Regions from separate parts of the Homo sapiens genome. Here region 1 is linked to region 2. Evidence: chromatin loops called from intact Hi-C (ENCODE). Cell type or tissue: gastrocnemius medialis. All regions are shown on one strand. Links, peaks and the distances in the headings refer to the core of each region. The heading gives the core; the rest is flanking DNA. Region 1 overlaps NACC2 (NACC family member 2). Region 2 overlaps NACC2 (NACC family member 2).

The links. A loop is a pair of places that touch in the nucleus more often than their neighbours do. Peaks named below come from ENCODE experiments on the same cell type or tissue, not always from the same donor. Only the 100,000 strongest peaks of a DNase experiment are listed, where the experiment ranks them.
Region 1: it touches region 2 in a loop (9-fold over the local background); 7 of 110 quality-filtered maps call a loop at or near these places.

What each region holds. Positions count from the first base shown.
Region 1 is chr9:136,080,751-136,089,526 of GRCh38, forward strand. All of the region lies in intron 1 of NACC2 (NACC family member 2), which reads right to left. Among named protein-coding and RNA genes, the nearest start is that of NACC2, 10 kb to the right of the region's middle. RefSeq lists enhancers at 1-750, 6,195-7,154. In gastrocnemius medialis, for the core only: no CTCF peak of the experiment used is centred there; DNase peaks (open chromatin) are centred at 751, 5,251 and 8,331; H3K4me3 peaks cover 558 bases; H3K27ac peaks cover 4,671 bases.
Region 2 is chr9:136,022,381-136,031,156 of GRCh38, forward strand. All of the region lies in intron 2 of NACC2 (NACC family member 2), which reads right to left. Among named protein-coding and RNA genes, the nearest start is that of UBAC1, 65 kb to the left of the region's middle. RefSeq lists enhancers at 1-527, 1,604-2,142, 2,180-2,770 and a silencer at 7,575-7,787. In gastrocnemius medialis, for the core only: no CTCF peak of the experiment used is centred there; DNase peaks (open chromatin) are centred at 1,631, 4,671, 5,911 and 6,181; H3K27ac peaks cover 4,090 bases.

The sequences.
Region 1 (8,776 bases), core at 498-8,497, 59 kb after region 2:
GGGGCCGTGACACACACCCAGACCCCAGCGGAGTCACTGCAGAGGATGCAGGGAGAGCAGACGGCAGATGACCACAGGCCGGCCTGTGCCCGGCGCAAACTCCAGCCAGCTGCATCAGGCCCCCAGCAGAGCCGCCCCTGCGTGCTAGGGTGCCAAGCCCCAGCCGCTCGAGTAGGTCGGGGGGACACAGGCCTGGGACAGGTCCAAGGTGGCAGCCCCTCCCGCTGTCTCCCACCCCAAGCACATTCTGATTAACAGAGGTGATGGAGGAGGAAGTTTTCATCCCAGAACCCCACGGGCCCAGGGTCACGGATCACGAACGGCTGCGGGGAGAAGAAACGCGCGTTTCCCATATTTCTCGTAACACAGGAAACCATTCCCAGAGGAGGAAGCCCAGACCAAACGGACCCTCAGTGGCCACTCGGGGACTCTCCAGCCACCCAGGCCGCTGGAAACCCAGGGGAAGGAACCAGGTGGACTCAGTCCCGACGGGCACTGGGGGCTCCGCAGGACAGGGCAGGGGTCAGCATGCCTGGGCTTGAACTGTAGAGTAACCGGAACGACCTGCACACCACACACCCCCAACCAAGATGAAGCCAGCCACCCGCTGGGCTCCCCATGGCCCAGCCCCACCCGCTCACAGCCATGGTTCCCATCCTCCACGCGTCCTCCCAGCTGGGAACTCAGCACTCGGACCTGCTCTCTGAGCGCGGGGTGCCCAGGAAGGCGGTGCCGGGCGTCCGCTTCCACCTCGGGCTGTAACAGAATTCCCTCGTGACGTTTCTTGGAAATCAGTGGCTGTAATCACAGCTGCCGAATCTCTGCAAAGGCCTCTCAGCTGCTGGGTTTTGGTGTAATTATTACGAAAGCACACTTAAAGTGAGGATGAGCTGAAGCCTCTGGGAAAACCCAAGGGCCCAGGGAGGGCAGCTGCGGCCCCCAGGCCAGGAACACACACAGCCCCTCCTGGCTCGGGCCCTGGGGCACCATCCCCACCAAGTGGCGGCAGCAGCTGGCCCCTGACCAAGCTCCCTCTACCTGGATGGCACCTGGCCCAGGTAACCAGGCAACACCAGGCTGAGGGCAAGGCGGGGAGGGCAGCCAGCCCCCACCCCCGCCCACCGGACCCCTGCTGTCTTTGCACCGCTTCTCGCAGTCCAGCCCACCTGCAGCAGCACCCCGAAACCCCAGGGCTCCTGCAGAACTCAGAGATCAGGGTGGAGCTGACGCGAGAGCCAGGCTGCAGCAAAGGCCAATCTGCCCTGGCCAGGGCCTCCAACCTCACTGGGCCCATTTCTCCTTTCACAAAATGGGGGCACCAGCCATTCTCCAAAGACTCTCCACCTGAACACGACCTGCCGGGGCCCTGGGTCAGCTCATCACTAAAGCAGGTGACCGCCCAGGACTCCCAGCAGAAGGGAGAGGTGGGGCTGAGGGATGCCCCCTCTGCCCGTCTCCCCAGGGTCTTCACCCTCAGGACCATCGGTGTGGCCACGCCACGGCCTGATGGAAGGGGGCGGGGAGCCTCAGGTCCCACACAGGCTTGGGAAGCAGAGGCCACCCCAAGGCCAAGTCCGGGCTCTGCCCCGCCTGTGCCACGTGCTGAGCCGGCGGATGGGCCTCCGGGATGCTCAGGTTCACCTGCCTCCCCACCATGCCTGTGAGAGGTCTGGGCAGGTGTGCACAGGGCCGAGCTGATGGTGGCCCTCACCTGTGAGAGGTCTGGGCAGGTGTGTGCAGGGCGGAGCTGACAGTGGCCCTCATCTCAACGGGGTCACCATCCATGAAGCACTGGGTCTGGCCCTCGGAGCCCGACAAACAAAACCAGGTAGAGCCGAGGCGTCTTAGCAGGTGCTGCTGAGCTGATGGAGACCCTCCACCCGCCAGGCCCGCGCTGCCTCCACGGACCTGCCTCCCAAGAAGCACCCCTCCTGCCAGCACCCAACCCCAACAGGGGCGCAGCCCTCAATCCAGCGTGTGCACCATCAGATCACAGCCCCCTCTCCCCGGCGGGTGGGGCTGGCTCTTGGCCAGCGGATCCCACAGACGCCCCGTTCTCTGGGTGTTGACTGCCCTCCCTCTCCCCAGAAGGAAAGACAGACACCATCTTCCATAAGCAGCTGAGTGTATTTCTGCTCATTTCCCACCGTGCATGGCCCTCTCTACGCCTAGGATTTTGTGCTGCCTGCCTCACTCCTGCCAGATATCAGGGCGAGGGGGAAGACGCCGTGTTTTACGGCTGTCATAACTTCTGCCCCATTAGACATCTACACTCACATGAAAGCGACCAGATTGATCTCCTGACGACCGAGCACTTCACACGGCAGAACCTTTCTGGCACCGCAACAGAAACCTGAGGGCCCTCTTCCTCGATGCCAGAAACGGGGCCACCCTGCTGGAGCGGAGGCTGTTGACATCACACGCTCCCAACAGAAGAGCCAGTGGCCACAGGGCTCAGGGGAGCTGGTGGGGGTCAGAGCCCCTGGGGAGCTGCTCTCCTGAGTCCAGGTACAGTCAATGCTTCACCCCAACCTGAGCCTAGGCACGCGGAGGTCATCTCCTTGCTCAGGGAGGCAGCACCGCCCTCCCTTCCTTCCCAGGCTGGGTTGGGGGGGAGGCAGCCACAGAGAAGAGGGAGTGGGGCAGGTGGACACTTTGGCCTTCACCCCTGTACTAGGAATAGCATCTCTCCAAAATCCACATGCACCCCAAACTCGAATGTGACTGTATTTGGAACTAGGGTCTTTGCAGATGTAAGATCAAGTTCACATGAGAGCTTCCCAGATTTAGGGCAGGTCCAGAGGTGTCTTCTGAGAAGGGAAAACGCGGACACCTGTGAAGAGCGCCGTGCAGAGGCCAGGCCGAGACTGGCACGAGACGGGCATGAGCCCAGGGCACCACAGGCGGCTGGCACCACGCTGCGGAGGCAGGCGGGGGCCCCGAGACACTGTGGCCTGGGGCTTTTGGCCTCCACCGCTGTGCAAGAAGAAATTCCTGCTGTTTCAGGCCTCCCCACCTCTCCACCTGTTAGTGGTGGCACGTTCCGGCCGCCCACGACATTCATCTCGACCGCTGCTGAGGGGACCCCCGGCCTGGCTGGGTTGAGGGCAGATCTTCTCAGACAGACGATGTCCACCAAGAACCTGGCTGGCCCAGGCAGCTCTGGGGCCCAGAGACAGATGCAGTCAAAGCTGAGAAAGCCTCTCCGCCTCACCCCAACTTCTCCCGCATCACTGGGTGGGGAGACCCAAGACCTGGCCACAACCCCATCTCCTAGTTCCTCTACAGCCCCACAGCCTGAGGAAGAGCGGGGAGGTAGGGAAGGTGGTGCTCGCTGAGGGTGTCCCTCACTCAGTGGCTCCAGGGACAACTGAGGGACATGGATCCAGCCAGGAGGGGACCCGTCTTTCCAGGAGCAGTGGGTTCCGATGAGACCCTCAACACCCACTCACCAACCTGCAGCCTCCCCGCTCCCAGGTCAAAGACCTCCACACCCAGACCTGGTCCTGGGTAGCCAACCCCTCCCCTACTGCATGCCCCAGCCCCTCCTGTGTCCAGCCCTGTCCCCATGCACACCTGGGGCCTTCACCAAAGGCGGGTTGCTGGAGGGCTGCTTCCGAGACTCATCCATCACACAGACACCTCCTACGCAATGTCCGGTCTCCGCTGGTGGGGCAACGTCCAAGAAGGCGGTATCTCTGACGTCCCTGCCCAAGACGCCAATCACCAGGAGGCCACAGACAAACCTACCTCGAGGGTCCATCTATCAAATCTGTCAAACTGGCCCAGACCCCGGAGTCAGGGTCACGAAGGCCATGGAAAGGCCACAGAATACACCAGGCTGGAAGAGCCCAGAGACACAGCAAGACTCAAACAGACGCGCACGCCACGTCCATAGCGGCAGCACCAGACAGCCAAGAGGCAAGTGGCCCCAGGGTCCGCCAATGGGTGACAGTCAAAGGAAATGGCGGCGGGCGCACACACACACATACATCACGCAGCCTGGAGAAGGGACGGGCTCCGCCACTCCCTGCAACCCGGAGGAGCCGTGGGGAGAGGGTGCGGAGCAAATGAGCCAGTCACACGAGGACACCCCCTGTGGGACTCCACTCACATGCAGTCCCGGAAGCAGGCCTACAGAGACAGGAAGTAGAAAGGTGCCTGCCAGGGGCTGGGGCAAGGATGGGGAGTTTGTGTCTAATGGGGAAAGGGGTTCAGTTTGGGCAGATGAAACAGTTCTAGAGATGGTGCTGAGGGCAGCGCAAAAATGTGCATGCTTCATTCCACTGAAAAAGCTAAAACGGTAAATTTTATGTATAATTAATCAGAAAGTTTTTAAAATTTGAATTTATAGCCTGGGCAACATAGGAAGACTCCATTTCTACAATTTTTTTTTTTTTTTTTTTTTTTTTTGGCGAGACTGAGTTTCGCTCTTGTCGCCCAGGCTGGAGTGCAGTGGTGCCATCTCAGCTCACTGCAACCTCCGCCTCCAGGGTTCAAGTGATTCTTGTGCCTCAGCCTCCTGTGTAGCTGGGATTACAGGTGTGAACCACTGTGCCCGACCCAAAAAAATTTTTTTAATTAGCCAGATGTGGTGGTGCACAAAAATTTTTTTTAAATCAGCCATGTGTGGGGATCCACACCTATAGTCCCAGCTACTCCAGAGGCTGAGGCGGGGAGATCACCTGAGCCCGAGTTTGAGGCTGCGATTGCACCACTGCACTCCAGCCTGGGCGACAGAGCAAGACTCTCAAAAAAAAAAAAAGTTTTTAATTAAATTTAAAGAGACTCAACAAGTAACTGTACTGAGGGGTCTGCACTGGATCTGCTGGTGTAAGGCCAGGAGGGGCCTGGGAGGCGGCTGCCAGGGGGTGGGTACAGGCGGGTGGCGGGCAGCCCTCTGCCCACACTGGAACAAGACACACAGGTATGCAGGGGAGGTTTACCTCAAATCGTTCGGGAAAATGTTCTTTGTACAATACTTGACATTTTTCTGTAAGTTTAATTACTTTATCTTTTACCTTTTTTCTTAAACATCTGAAGCAAAGTCCCCACCTGCCAATGCTGGGTAGCCAGGTGGGGTAGGTCCCTCCACAATCCTGAACTCACTGTGGAAACAAGGGGTTGGCAGAGCCCAGAGGCCGGGCGCCGTGCAGGGCAGCTCCAATGGGAGGGGCTGGCAGAGCCCGGAGGCTGGGCACTGCACAGAACGGCTCTGATGGGAGGGGTTGGCAGAGCCCAGAGACTGGGCACCGCGCAGGGCAGCTCCGATGGGAGGGGTTGGCAGAGCCCGGAGTCCGGGCGCCACGCAGGGCAGCTCCGACGGGCAGGAGCCGCCTCCAGGCCCTTCACCTCGGGCTGGAGAAAACCAAGTCACCCCTGGGGACCCTTGTTGGACATTCTAAAAACCTTCAGAAGCCACTCCCTGAATGTGGCCAGGACCCTCCATGGGCCTTCAGAGCAGCAAAGCGCAGTGCCTGCCTTCCTGTGAGAGAACCCTCACACCGTGCAGCTGGGGACAGGACGAAGGGCACATGCCCCCCGAGGCCTCCCACTCAGAGCTGGGAGGGGTTTGGGGGGTGGGGGTGCCTCTGTTTTCCTGCATCATCAGGAGCCTGGTGAGGCCTAGGGCTGAGCCCTGGGGCAGCTGCTGGTCTGGATGGCACCGGGCCTGGCTCTTGAGGTCCCAGGTCTGCGAGCGGCTGGGCTTCCCTGAGGTCTGGCTTGGTGTGGGCCCCAGGGACGTCGCATGCCCCCAGCTTCCCGACAGCCATCTGCCTGCCAGCACCCAGCCACGGTCCCACCCCGGGCTCCACTGTGACCCACACGCTGTCATTTCCAGGCCACTTCCTATGACATGGACTCACCGCCTAAACTGGGTTACAATAATTAACACGAATCCTGTTCCCAAACTTACATAACCGCAGATGACAACGCCGACTCCTAGGAAAACCCTCCCCGACCAGTGGCCCCGTTTCCCTCCCACGACCCCCGCTCAGCTTGGGCCTGGAGCTGGCCAGCTGCACTGGTTTCACGCCCATCCAGGTGCCATCCCAGCAGCGGCTGCTGTCTGTGCCTGGCTCCTCCCACTGTCCTGGGCAAGTGCAGAGCCAGCCCCCCAGTGCCCTCTACGCACTAAAGGCTTTCTGCCCCTCCCACACCACACCGGGGGTTCGCATCTACCTGACCCTTTGAATGCGGCCTTATTTGGAAACAGGGTCTTTACAGATATCATTAGTGAAAGGTAAGATGAGATATCCCGGATTTAGGGTGGACCCTAACATGCATCCTTACAGAAGGGAGAAGTTTGGACACAGATGCACAGAAGGAAGGTGGCCGTGTGAGGACGGAGGCAGAGACTGGGCCCATGATCCCACATGCCAAGAAAGGCCCAGGACAGTGGCAGCCTTGGGAGCTGGAGGGCGGCATGTGACAAAGTCTCCCTCAAAGCCTCTGGAGGAACCAGCCCTGAAGATGCACAGAGTGTCAACTCCGGGCCTGCAGAACTGGGACAGGAGCACTCTCTGAGGCTTCCTGCCACCAAACCTGTGGGCTCTGTCGTGGTGGCCCCAGGAGATGGATACCCTGCCCCCCTCCAACACACCCCAGGGTGCTGGAAAAGCCCCTTCCCTCCTCCTGGCCTGTCACCTGCACAGCTGCAAATAGACACCCTGCCCTCCTGGAGCTGGCAGACTCCCACGGGGACCCCCAGAGCGGCATTCGCAGGGGTCGGGCCAGCCCCACTGGAAGGGAGGGCGACAGAGCCAGTCCTCGCAGGGCCCGGCTGGGGAAGGGCCCCGCAGCTTCTGGGGCCGCCTGGGAGCCCTCTCTGGGTCTGCCTTGGGCTGGCCCTAGACCTTCCTGGTGACCAGAAAGCAGGATACGGTACCCCATTCGGAGCTCACAGCGGGAAAACTGAGACCCAGGGAGGCCATGGTGTTTGCCCAGCTTCCACCGCAGCACGGGGGGAAATGAGGCTCGAATCCCAAGAGAACACTTGCTCTCCAACCCTGGAAGTGGCTGCTCAGCTGAGGACAGCCCAGGACGGCACCGGCAAGATCCCCAACGAGGCCCCAAGCGCCCTGTCCTCCCCGGTCTGAGCTGCTCGAGGGAGGGCAAGCCCTCCCCGTCCCTTGTCTGCTGCCCAAGGCCGGCCGTGGCCCAGGAAGGCCCAGTTTCCCACCCCGGGGACTCTGCTGGGAAGTTCCGGGAGGTGACCTGGGGACTCTGCTGGGAAGTTCCGGGAGGTGACCTGGGGACTCTGCTGAGAAGTTCCAGAGGTGACCTGGAAGACGGGCACCCCCAGTGGCTGTCATCTCATGCACGGAGGTCAGCAGTATTCGGGGACTGTCGGGCTTGTACGGTCGCCAGGTGGACAGTGGTTCAGAGAGAGCATCAGCAGCCCCTTGGCTGTGCAGGGTCAGCGGAATTTTGCTCTAAACGTGCTCTGTCCGGCTCCCTTCCAGTGGGACGGAGCCTCTGGGGAGAATCTTCAATCTGGGAACTGTACCACTGCCCACATCAGGCCCAGATGGAAGGGATGACGGGGGCAGGGGACACACTGTACTCAGCAGGGTGGGAGGGACCCTCAGACCCCACTCCCTGCCTCTCTCCCCTAGGGCAAAAATTTGAGTCCACACAGCAATGCTGGATCCAAGCCACCGTCCACATCTTTCCCAGCAGCTGCCCCTGAGCCCCTGGAAGCTGCAAAGCCACAGTGGTCAGTCAGCAGGACGAGCCACTGCGCATGGACATGGCCCAGTCCGTGGCCAGGGACTCTTTCTCGGGGGCACTTGGGGCTCGTGGGGACCCAGGTCCGGTGACCACCGCAGTCAGCCATGGTTAACCATCAGCAGGGGCTTCACTGCCATCCCAACCACGATGGCCTCATTGAGGCCCCCACCCAGCCGGCCAGGAGGCATCGTGGTCTGGGGTCACTGAGACACAGGGAGGCAAAGGACTTGGTCTTTCCTGACCCACTGCTTCATGCCTCCTAGGGTCCCCTGGCCACAGATGAGGGCTCAGGCCTGGGCGTGGAGGGCGGGATGGGCAGAAAGCACAAGGGCTGGGCTGTCCCACAAAGGGACCTACCCCAAGCCCCGAGGGGAGCCAGCCCAGCCCCCGGCATCCTGGGGGAAGGTTTCCCGGAGGAGACAGCAGGCAATTTGCATAATATTCTTTGCAAGTTAATATCAGCCTCTGATAATGATCTCGGCATCGCGTGGAGCGGCTGAGGCGGCTGTTACAACACTAAGTAATCATATTTTAAATTATGTTTCCCTTTATAGAAAGGTGTTGCAAAAACACACAGACACGAAATCTGTCTGTTGCAGCCCCGCTGCCAACCACCTGACCAGCTTTCAGTTACGCGGTTACGTTTGCAGCACTGCAGCCCGGGAGAACCAGCGGGGCGGCAGCCACAGGCTACCCCCGGGCCCCCACCCAGAGCCTCCCCCTGCCAGGGGACCCTCCCAGCTGGGGACCCCACCCAGATCTGAGCCAGGCTCTGGCCAGGGCCCAGGGCCTCAAAGGAGGACCCACGGGCCACGTCTTCCTGAGGTCCCCACGGCCCTAGGAGGGAGACAAGGGGGCTCCCCCTCCCCACAGCCACCCCCCTTGCTAGAAACCTAGCACCCGCGAAGGCCTGACTTCCAGGCGAAGGGTAGGGGGTACAGACTTCAGAGAACTCAAGGCCCTTCAGGTTCTGCTCTGCCTGAGCCTCCATGTCACCCCCCACAACCCCACCTGGTGGGGGGCTCCTGTTAGCCCCTCCCCC
Region 2 (8,776 bases), core at 209-8,208:
GCCCAGCAAGGCTGGGACCACAACTTGCTTCCCAGCTCCCCGCCCAGGTGCCTCCTGATGGCCAGAGCCCAGGGCCGGCTGTGGGGCCAACTGGTGCAGACGTGGCATTTAGTGTGGTCACTGCAGCTCGGGGAGACCTGCCTTCCCTGCTGTTGCCCCTTCCACCCAGCTTTGGGGGTGGGTCCATGGTCCCAGCTCGCTGCCTCCTGGCCAGTGAGCCTGTTCTGGGTCCAGTGCTTCTGGCAGTGAGGGGGGCTCACCCTGCTGGTCAGTGTCCCCAGGGCCTGGCACACAGCATGCGCCTAACACACAGGGCCCATCAACTACCAGTGCTGGCTGGGGCAGTGCCTCTGTCATCCTCCAGAAAGACCAGAAACGACTTCCACGCTGTACTTGGTGGGAGCACAGAGGCCACAATTATAAGGCATGCCATTCTCTCATGTGCCACAGGGCAAAGGTGCCACCAATTTAATCATGCCACGCCATAACTGGGAAGGCAAACCATCACCAATTACCACGCCATGCCACGCCACACCGTGCCTGTTAAGACACAGCCCGTTTCGTGGATGCTGACACATGGGGAAATGCAGAAAAGCCCAGCAGGGAAAGCCAGGAGGAAGAAAAATGAAGGCAGAGAGGGACATTCACATCAGGAAGGAGGGAGGGAAGGAGGGAGGAAGGAGGGAAGAGGGAGGGAGGAGGGAGGGAAGGAGGGAAGAGGGAGGGAGGAGGGAGGGGGAGGAGGGAGGGAGGAAGGACCTGTACGCATATCCTGGCCTCTCTGGGTCTCCTGGAAACCCGGATGGAAAGGGGCTCGCTGGTCTCTCGAGTCCCCATGCCCACACTCATGGGTGCAGCTGCGGGGGAAGATGTGGGGGCCACTAAGTAGAATCCTCACTGGCACCCCCAGGAGCTTGCTCCCGACGCGAGGGGCCGGCATGACCCTGCAGCCCGCCAGGGCACCTGGGCCTGCTCAGCTCTCGGAGAACGTGGGATCCCCGAGTGAGTGGGACCCTCTGGGCTTCTCGACCAGCTCAACAGTCCCATCAAACCTGGCCCCTGCCCTGCCCCACCCACACTCCTGGCCAGTGCCCTCCTTAGAGCTGAGGCTTCCTCCAGGCCTGGCAGGTGCTGTCATTTTATCTCCTGCAAATCCCAGCACCCACTCCTACCAGCACCAAGCCTGGTCCTGGAGACTCAAGAAGTCCCCAAGTGGTCCAGGCCTCCGACAGGGATCCCAGCGATGATTTTTATTGCTGATCTGATGGCATCCCTTTCCTGCTCTACATCCATCCACACGTTTCTCAGACTTGCCCAAGGACATCCTCGAGGCAGCAGGTGGCCCGCCCTGCCTTTGCAAGAGCTTGTCCAGCCATAGGCACAGGTTGAATCAATCCCACCTATCACAGCACATGGCACGGGTCACTGTGAAGACACTAGCAGGGTCTGTGTGTGCTGAGAAGGACGACCAGGACACTAAGGACAAATGAAGGGCAATGCACGGGATGCCACCCACACAAGTGTGTACCCACCGCCATACACACGTGCATGCCCCCAACCACACAAATGCACAACCCCCCCCACACACACGTGCACATGCGTCAGACATGGAGGAAGCTCCCGGGATGTGTGCCAGCTGTGAGTTCCTCTGGGAGACAGAGTGTGTGGGGACAGCGTGTGTGTGTGAGGCCAGAGTGTGAGTGAGGGCCAGAGTGTGTGTGTGTGTGGGTGAGGACAGAGGGTGCGTGTGAGGACAGTGTGTGTGTGGGGACAGAGTGTGTGTGTGTGTGTGTGTGTGAGGACGGAGTGTGTGTGTGTGAGGACAGAGTGTGTGTGTGTGAGGACAGAGGGTGTGTGTGAGGACAGAGGGTGTGTGTGAGGACAGAGGGTGTGTGTGAGGACAGAGGGTGCGTGTGTGTGAGGACAGAGGGTTTGTGTGAGGACAGAGTGTGTGTGTGTGAGGACAGAGTGTGTGTGTGTGAGGACAGAAGGTGTGTGTGTGAGGACAGAGGGTGTGTGAGGACAGAGTGTGTGTGTGTGAGGACAGAGTGTGTGTGTGTGAGGACAGAGGGTATGTGTGAGGACAGAGGGTGCGTGTGAGGACAGTGTGTGTGAGGACAGAATGTGTGTGTGTGTGTGTGTGTGTGTGTGTGGACAGTGTGTGTGAGGACAGTGTGTGTAAGGACAGAGTGTGTGTGTAAGGACAGAGTGTGCATGTGAGGACCAGCAGGGGAGAATGGCTTTCACTCTATGACCTTTTCCTAGTCTTTAAGACAGTGAACACACATTAGCTATGCAAAAATAAATATATTTAACTTTTAAAACGCCCCAGAGATTCCCACTGTGGATATGAGGGAGCAGCCAATATTAGACTAACTCCCTCATCAAAAACAACTACCAAAATTATCAAAAGACCAACTACAACCCTGAGGGGCTGCGATCCTGAGAACTGGGACCTGCCAGCCCTGGGGTGGAGCAGCTGAGGCGGCAGGGCCTAAAGGCGGCAGTGGCTGACAGAGCCGGGAGCCTCGGGGCCCAGGATCCTGAGAGCCGGCCTCAGGGTGCAATTTCGGAACTGTCCCTTGGATATCTGCTGACTACTAAGTAGCCATGCATGCAGGCAGAGATGGAGCAAAATCAACTGCCAAGAAACGAAAAAAACAAGGAAATCTAGAATTTGGCATCTCGTGTATTGGAGAGATGAAAATGGACTGATTTCAAGGCCAGCCAAGAGGAGGGGTTCTGGGGAACACCAGGCTTTCAGCTGAGGCCCTGGAAGGGCTACAGGCTACGGTGTGAGGCAAACCAGAAGCACACCGGCCTTGGAGAATGTGGGCACGGGCGCTGCTGGATGGCACAGATTTCCCCTCACTGCAGACCTTCACGCAACAGTCCCCAGACCCTTTGAGGAGTGCTGCTTACGACTCCTCACCTGTTTTCACACGATGTCCGGCCGTCCATAAGAAAGGGCCAGGAATCCCAGAAAACAGAACCAAATGATAGAAAACTATTTCACAAAGAGATGTTAGATGTGGACCCATAGACCAAATGATAAAAAACAAAACAAAACAAAACAACAAAACAAAACCAACAATTTACAGAAGGACATCAGATCAGACAACTAGCAGACACCGAATTTAAAATAACAATTTTTAATGTGTACAAGAAATACAGGCAACAAGATGGAAAATTTCACCAGAAAACTAGAATCAACAAAAGGGATTAAGTCCTATTAAAAAAAAAAAAAACGCAGCCGGGCGCAGTGGCTCATGCCTGTAATCCCGGCACTCTGGGAGGCTGAGGTGGGCCAGTCACTTGAGGTTAGGAGTTCGAGACAGCCTGGCCAAAACGGCAAGACCTCGCCTCTACTAAAAATACAAAAAAATTAGCCAGGTGTGGTGGTATGCACTTGTAGTCCCGGCTACTCAGGAAGTGGAGGCAGGAGAATCGCTTGAACCCAGGAGGCAGAGGTTGCAGTGAGCTGAGATTGTGCCACTGCACTCCAGCCTGGGTGACAGAGCAAGACCATCTCGAAAACAAACAAAAAAAATCCAACAACTAACAATATGAACTCAAAAGAATTATTTAGGGGAAAATTAAATAGTGCAGATGAGATTTGTGAACTGGAAAATAATTTAATACAAAATATCCAGATTGATGCAGAATAAGAAAGAATAGGCCAGGCGTGGTGGCTCACACCTGTAACCCCAGCACTTTGGGAGGACGAGGTGGGCAGATCACTTGAGGTTAGGAGTTCGAGACCAGCTTGGCTAACATGGCAAAACTCCGTCTCTACTAAAAATACAAAAAATTAGCCAGGTGTGGTGGTGCGCACCTGTAATCCCAGCTACTCTGGAGGCTGAGGCAGAAGAATTGCTTGAACCCAGCGGGGGTGGAGGTTGCAGTGAACCAAGATGGCACCACTGCACTCCAGCCTGGGCAACAAGAGCAAAACTCCATCTCAAAAAAAAAAAAAAAAAAAAAAAAGATAAAAGAATAGAAAATACAGAAAACAGAATAAAAGACACATGGAACACATAGGACTTGGGGAAAGCCTAACATACATGTAACTGGAGCCCCAGAAGGAGAGGAGGAGAGGAGGCTGAGGCTCTGAGGAGACAGACTGAGGGGTCCCCAGACCGACCAAGGACATGGAGCCGCATCAAAAGGAAAGTGATCTCAGATAGGAGGGAGTGAGGTAACGCAGGAGACAGTGAAAAGCATGGGGAAAAAATGTGCAGATAAATATAAACACAATGATGTAAAATGACAAAGGCACGTCTAGTGGTGCTTACAACATACACAGAATTAACACACAGAACATTCTAACTCAGGATGAATGCTGAAATCCCTAACCTACAAGAACAGTATACAAACTTTTAATAGGCATATACAGGGGAAAATGGAATACCTGATTAATCAGAAAGGAGGGACAAGAAAGGAGAAGCAACAGGAGGTCAGAGGGGAAGAGCAGAGACCAATGGACAAGACGGTAGATTAACCCAGCAAAGTCAGTAACCACGTGAAATGAAAGTCAAAACACTCCAGTAGAAAATAACGTTTGTTGGCCGGGTGCAGTAGCTCATGCCTGTAATCCCAGCACTCTGGGAGGCTGAAGCAGGGGGATCACCCAAGGTCAGGAGTTCAAGACCAGCCTGGCCAACATGGTGAAACCCAGTCTCTACTAAAAATAGAAACAGCCGGTGTGGTGGCACATGCCTGTAGTCCCAACTACTCGGGAGGCTGAGGCACAAGAATTGCTAGAACCCGGGAGGCGGAGGTTGCAGTGAGCCGAGATAGCGCCACTGCCCTCCAGCCTGGACGATGGAGCAAGACTCTGTCTCAAAACAAACAAAAAAAATTAATGTTTGTGAAGAATGAATAAAACAAAACCCAAGAGAAAACCTCAAACAAGAGGACAAATGATAGAAAGAGATGTACCAGGTAAATATTAAACAAAAGGGAGCTGAGGTGGCTCTGCTGTGGCCAACACAAGATAAAAACACACCTGAAAGAATATACATTTGCCTTCCTTATCAGCACCGTTTATGCTATTTCTTTTCAATGTATATGGAACATATACAGGGGCTCAGGGAAAGTCTCAACAAACTCCAGAGTAACAAACTAGGCTGAGTGCATTCTATGTCCACTGGAAATTTAATTCAGAATTCATAACAAAAAAGATGACCAGAAAATCCAAAAAGGTTTGTAAATTAAGCAGTACATTGCTACATAACACAAGGGCAAAAGGGAAAAAAAAATCACAAATGACTAGAAAATACCTTTATCTGAATGATAATGAAAATCTGACATGAAAATGTGTTAGAATTAGGCAGTGCTGATCAGGAAATATAGAGCCCTAAGTGCTTTACTTTAAAAGGCTGAGGTATCAATGATCTACAGATCTCTCTCAAAAACTAGGAATATAATAGCAAAGTAAACACAAAGAAAGTAGAGATAAACTGAAATAAAAAAATATATAAATACATACATAAGAGAAAAAATCCAGAAGTTGGTTCTTTGAAAAGACAAATATAATGGAAACTCTCTAGCAAGTCTGAACAAAGAGAAAAAGAGAAAAGACAAAAATTAACATCGGCCTGGCACAGTGGCTCACACCTGTAATCCCAGCACTTTGGGAGGCCAAGGTGGGTGGATCACTTGAGGTCAGAAGTTCGAGACCAGCCTGGCCAACATGGTGAAACCCCCATCTCTACTAAAAATACAAAAATTAACTGGGCATAATGGCAGGTGCCTGTAATCCCAGCTACTTGAGAGGCTGAGTGGCAGGAGCCACTCCAGCCTGAGTGACAGAGAGAAACTCCATCTCCAAAAAAAAAAAAAAAAAATTGACACCATTAAGGAACACTCCATTACACAACAGGTTCTACAGAACAGGGCTGGCAAACTTCTGCTGGGAGGGCCAGAGAGTAAATACTTTAGGTAGGCTGACCACATGTACTTTCTGCCACTTGTCCTTCTTTGCCTTTGCTTCCTTTTTTTTTTTTTTTTTTGAGACAGGGTCTCTTTCTGTCACCCATGCTGGAGTGCAGTGGTGCGATCTCAGCTCACTGCAACTCTGCCTACTGGGTTCAAGCAATTTTTCTGCCTCAGCCTCCTGCGTAACTGTGACTACAGGTGATGGCAGCGGTGGCCCGTCTGGACCAGCCACTGCCATGATGCCAGCTGTAGTGGGTGAGGCGTGGCCAGGGCTGCACGCTCCATGGAGCTGGCAGGAGCCGGGAACAGGTAGAAATCTTGCCCGCTTCCAAGTTGGAGGGGTGGGAGTTCCACCCTCCCAGGCGCAGCTGCAGTTGCCCAGCTGTGGCTGCAGACCTGAGCATCTCTGCACTCTTGGGGGCCTGGGAAGCCCCCCTGCCTGCACAGGCTCAGAAGTGCCTGCTCCTGCTGCCTGGCCCTCTCCTCACTTCCAGGACCTGCTCCGATTTTGGAGCAAAGTTGTAGCTGAACCTGGGCACTGTCATGACCTGGCCAGGTGTATGTGCGCTCAGGGCAGTGCTGACATGCCAGGCCCCTGCCGCCTTGGCCCCCTCTGGATGTTGGGCACCGTCGAGCACAAGAGGGAGGCCGAGGTGGGGCTAACAGCCTGGGTGTGTGTGGCCACCATAAGCAGGTTAATGGTGGCAGGAGGCAGACAGGCTCCTGGATGGAAAGGGGTGGGTCCTGGTAAGCCCTACCTTCAAGCCAGGAATGGCCTGAAGCCCAGGGCCCAGGCTGTCAGTTCCGCAGACTGGAGTGAGAACTTATGTTGCCTTTTCCGGGCCCACTCATGGCTGCCCATGGACAAATCAGCATGCACATCCTGCCCTCTGAAGGCCATAAAAACCCCAGACTCAGCCAGACAACAGGATGGCCTACCTGAGGAGGGGAGCTACCCACTGTGGGTCTCCTCTCAGCTGAGAGCTGAGCAGATGTTGAGGAGACCTGCCTGCAGAGAGGAGCTACCCACTCCAGGGTCTCCTTGAGAGCTGTACTGTCCCTCAATAAAGCATTTCTTCACTTTACTTGCCCTCCAGTTGTCTGCATACCTCATTTTCCTGGATGCGGAACAAGAACTCGGGACCTGCCAAATGGCAGGATTAAAAGAGATGAAAGAGCTGTAACACAAACAGGGCTGAAACATGCCCCTTGCCCACCACGTTGTGGGCAATGAGGAGAGAAGAGCTGCAGCCCTTCGGGGATCCCAGACCCAGGAGGTCCGTGAGCCGGGGCTGTGACACCTTCTTTGGGGCTCTGCAGTTCCTGGCATCTCCAAGCTTCCAGGTGCCACCGTGTTTCCCAGTGTCAGCAGAAGCTGCTTGAGGTATGCCTGGTACAGCTGCAGCCCTGCAGGGAGCCGGCGCCTGTGCCAGTGCCTGGAGCTGCCCACCCCACTGCAGCCAGTGTGCCTGGCTGTGCACAGTGGCTGGGCCTGGAGCTTGCTCGCTCACACACCCCTTGCTGCTCTGTGCCTGGCTCACCCTCAGAGGTGTGGGATCCGGGCCGGTAGTGCAAACCTGGCACAGCCTGCTGGGCCGAACGGGTGGAATGAGCCCAGCAGGCACGAGCAAAACTTGGGTAAAGGCACCACCGGCCACAGAGGTTTCTGGCGGGTGAAGCGACACCCCAAGGATCCTGTGACACACACTGCACCTGCTTAATTTTCGTAATTTTAGTAGACATGGAGTTTCACCATGATAGCCAGGCTGGTCTTGAACTCCTGACCTCAAGTGAGCCACCCGCCTCAGCTTCCCAAAGTGCTGGGATTACAGGCATGAGACACCACACCCAGCCCTTCCTTGCTTTTTCAAAGGAATCCTTTAGAAATATACACCCCATCCTTAGTTTGCAGGCTGTACAAAAACAGGACACGGGACAGATCTGCCATAGTCAGAGGAGGCTCATCCCTGTTGTAGACATTCAGAAGATCTTAAAGAGGGTACTGGAGGCCGGGCGCGGTGGCTCACGCCTGTAATCCCAGCACTTTGCGAGGCCAAGGCAGGCAGATCACGAGGTCAGGAGATCGAGACCATCCCGGTGAACACAGTGAAACCCCATCTCTACTAAAAATACAAAAAAATTAGCCAGGCATGGTGGCAGGCGCCTGTAGTCCCAGCTACTTGGGAGGCTGAGGCAGGAGAATGGCGTGAACCCAGGAGGTGGAGCTTGCAGTGAGCCGAGACTGCGCCACTGCACTCCAGCCTGGGCGACAGAGCAAGACTCCGTCTCAAAAAAAAAATAAAAAGAGGGTACTGGAACAATTTCATGTCAATACATCTGAACTTTAACACTTATTTTGAGATGGCAGTCTCGCTCTGTCACCCAGGTTGGAGTGCAGTGGTGTCATCTCAGCTCACTACAACCTGCGCCTCCCAGGTTCAAGCGATCCTCCCATCTCAGCCTCCCGAGTAGCTGGGACCTCAGGCACACACCTCCATGCCTGGCTAACTTTTTGTATTTTTGGTAGAGATGGGGTTTTGCCATGTTGCCCAGGCTGGTCTTAAACTCCCAAGTTCAAGTGATCTGCCCACCTCAGCCTCGCAGTGCTGGGATTACAGGAGTGAACCACCGTGCCCGGCCAATACATCTCAACTTTAGACGGAGCCGATGAACTTCCAGATATACACAACTTACCAAACCTGACACAAGAGGAAATAGATTATGTGAACTATTCCTGCAGCTACTCAAGAAAATGAAGCTAAATAAATATCTCCCTACAAAGAACTCCAGACCAAAATGACTTTGCCTATGACATTTTTTCAAAGGTTTAAGAATG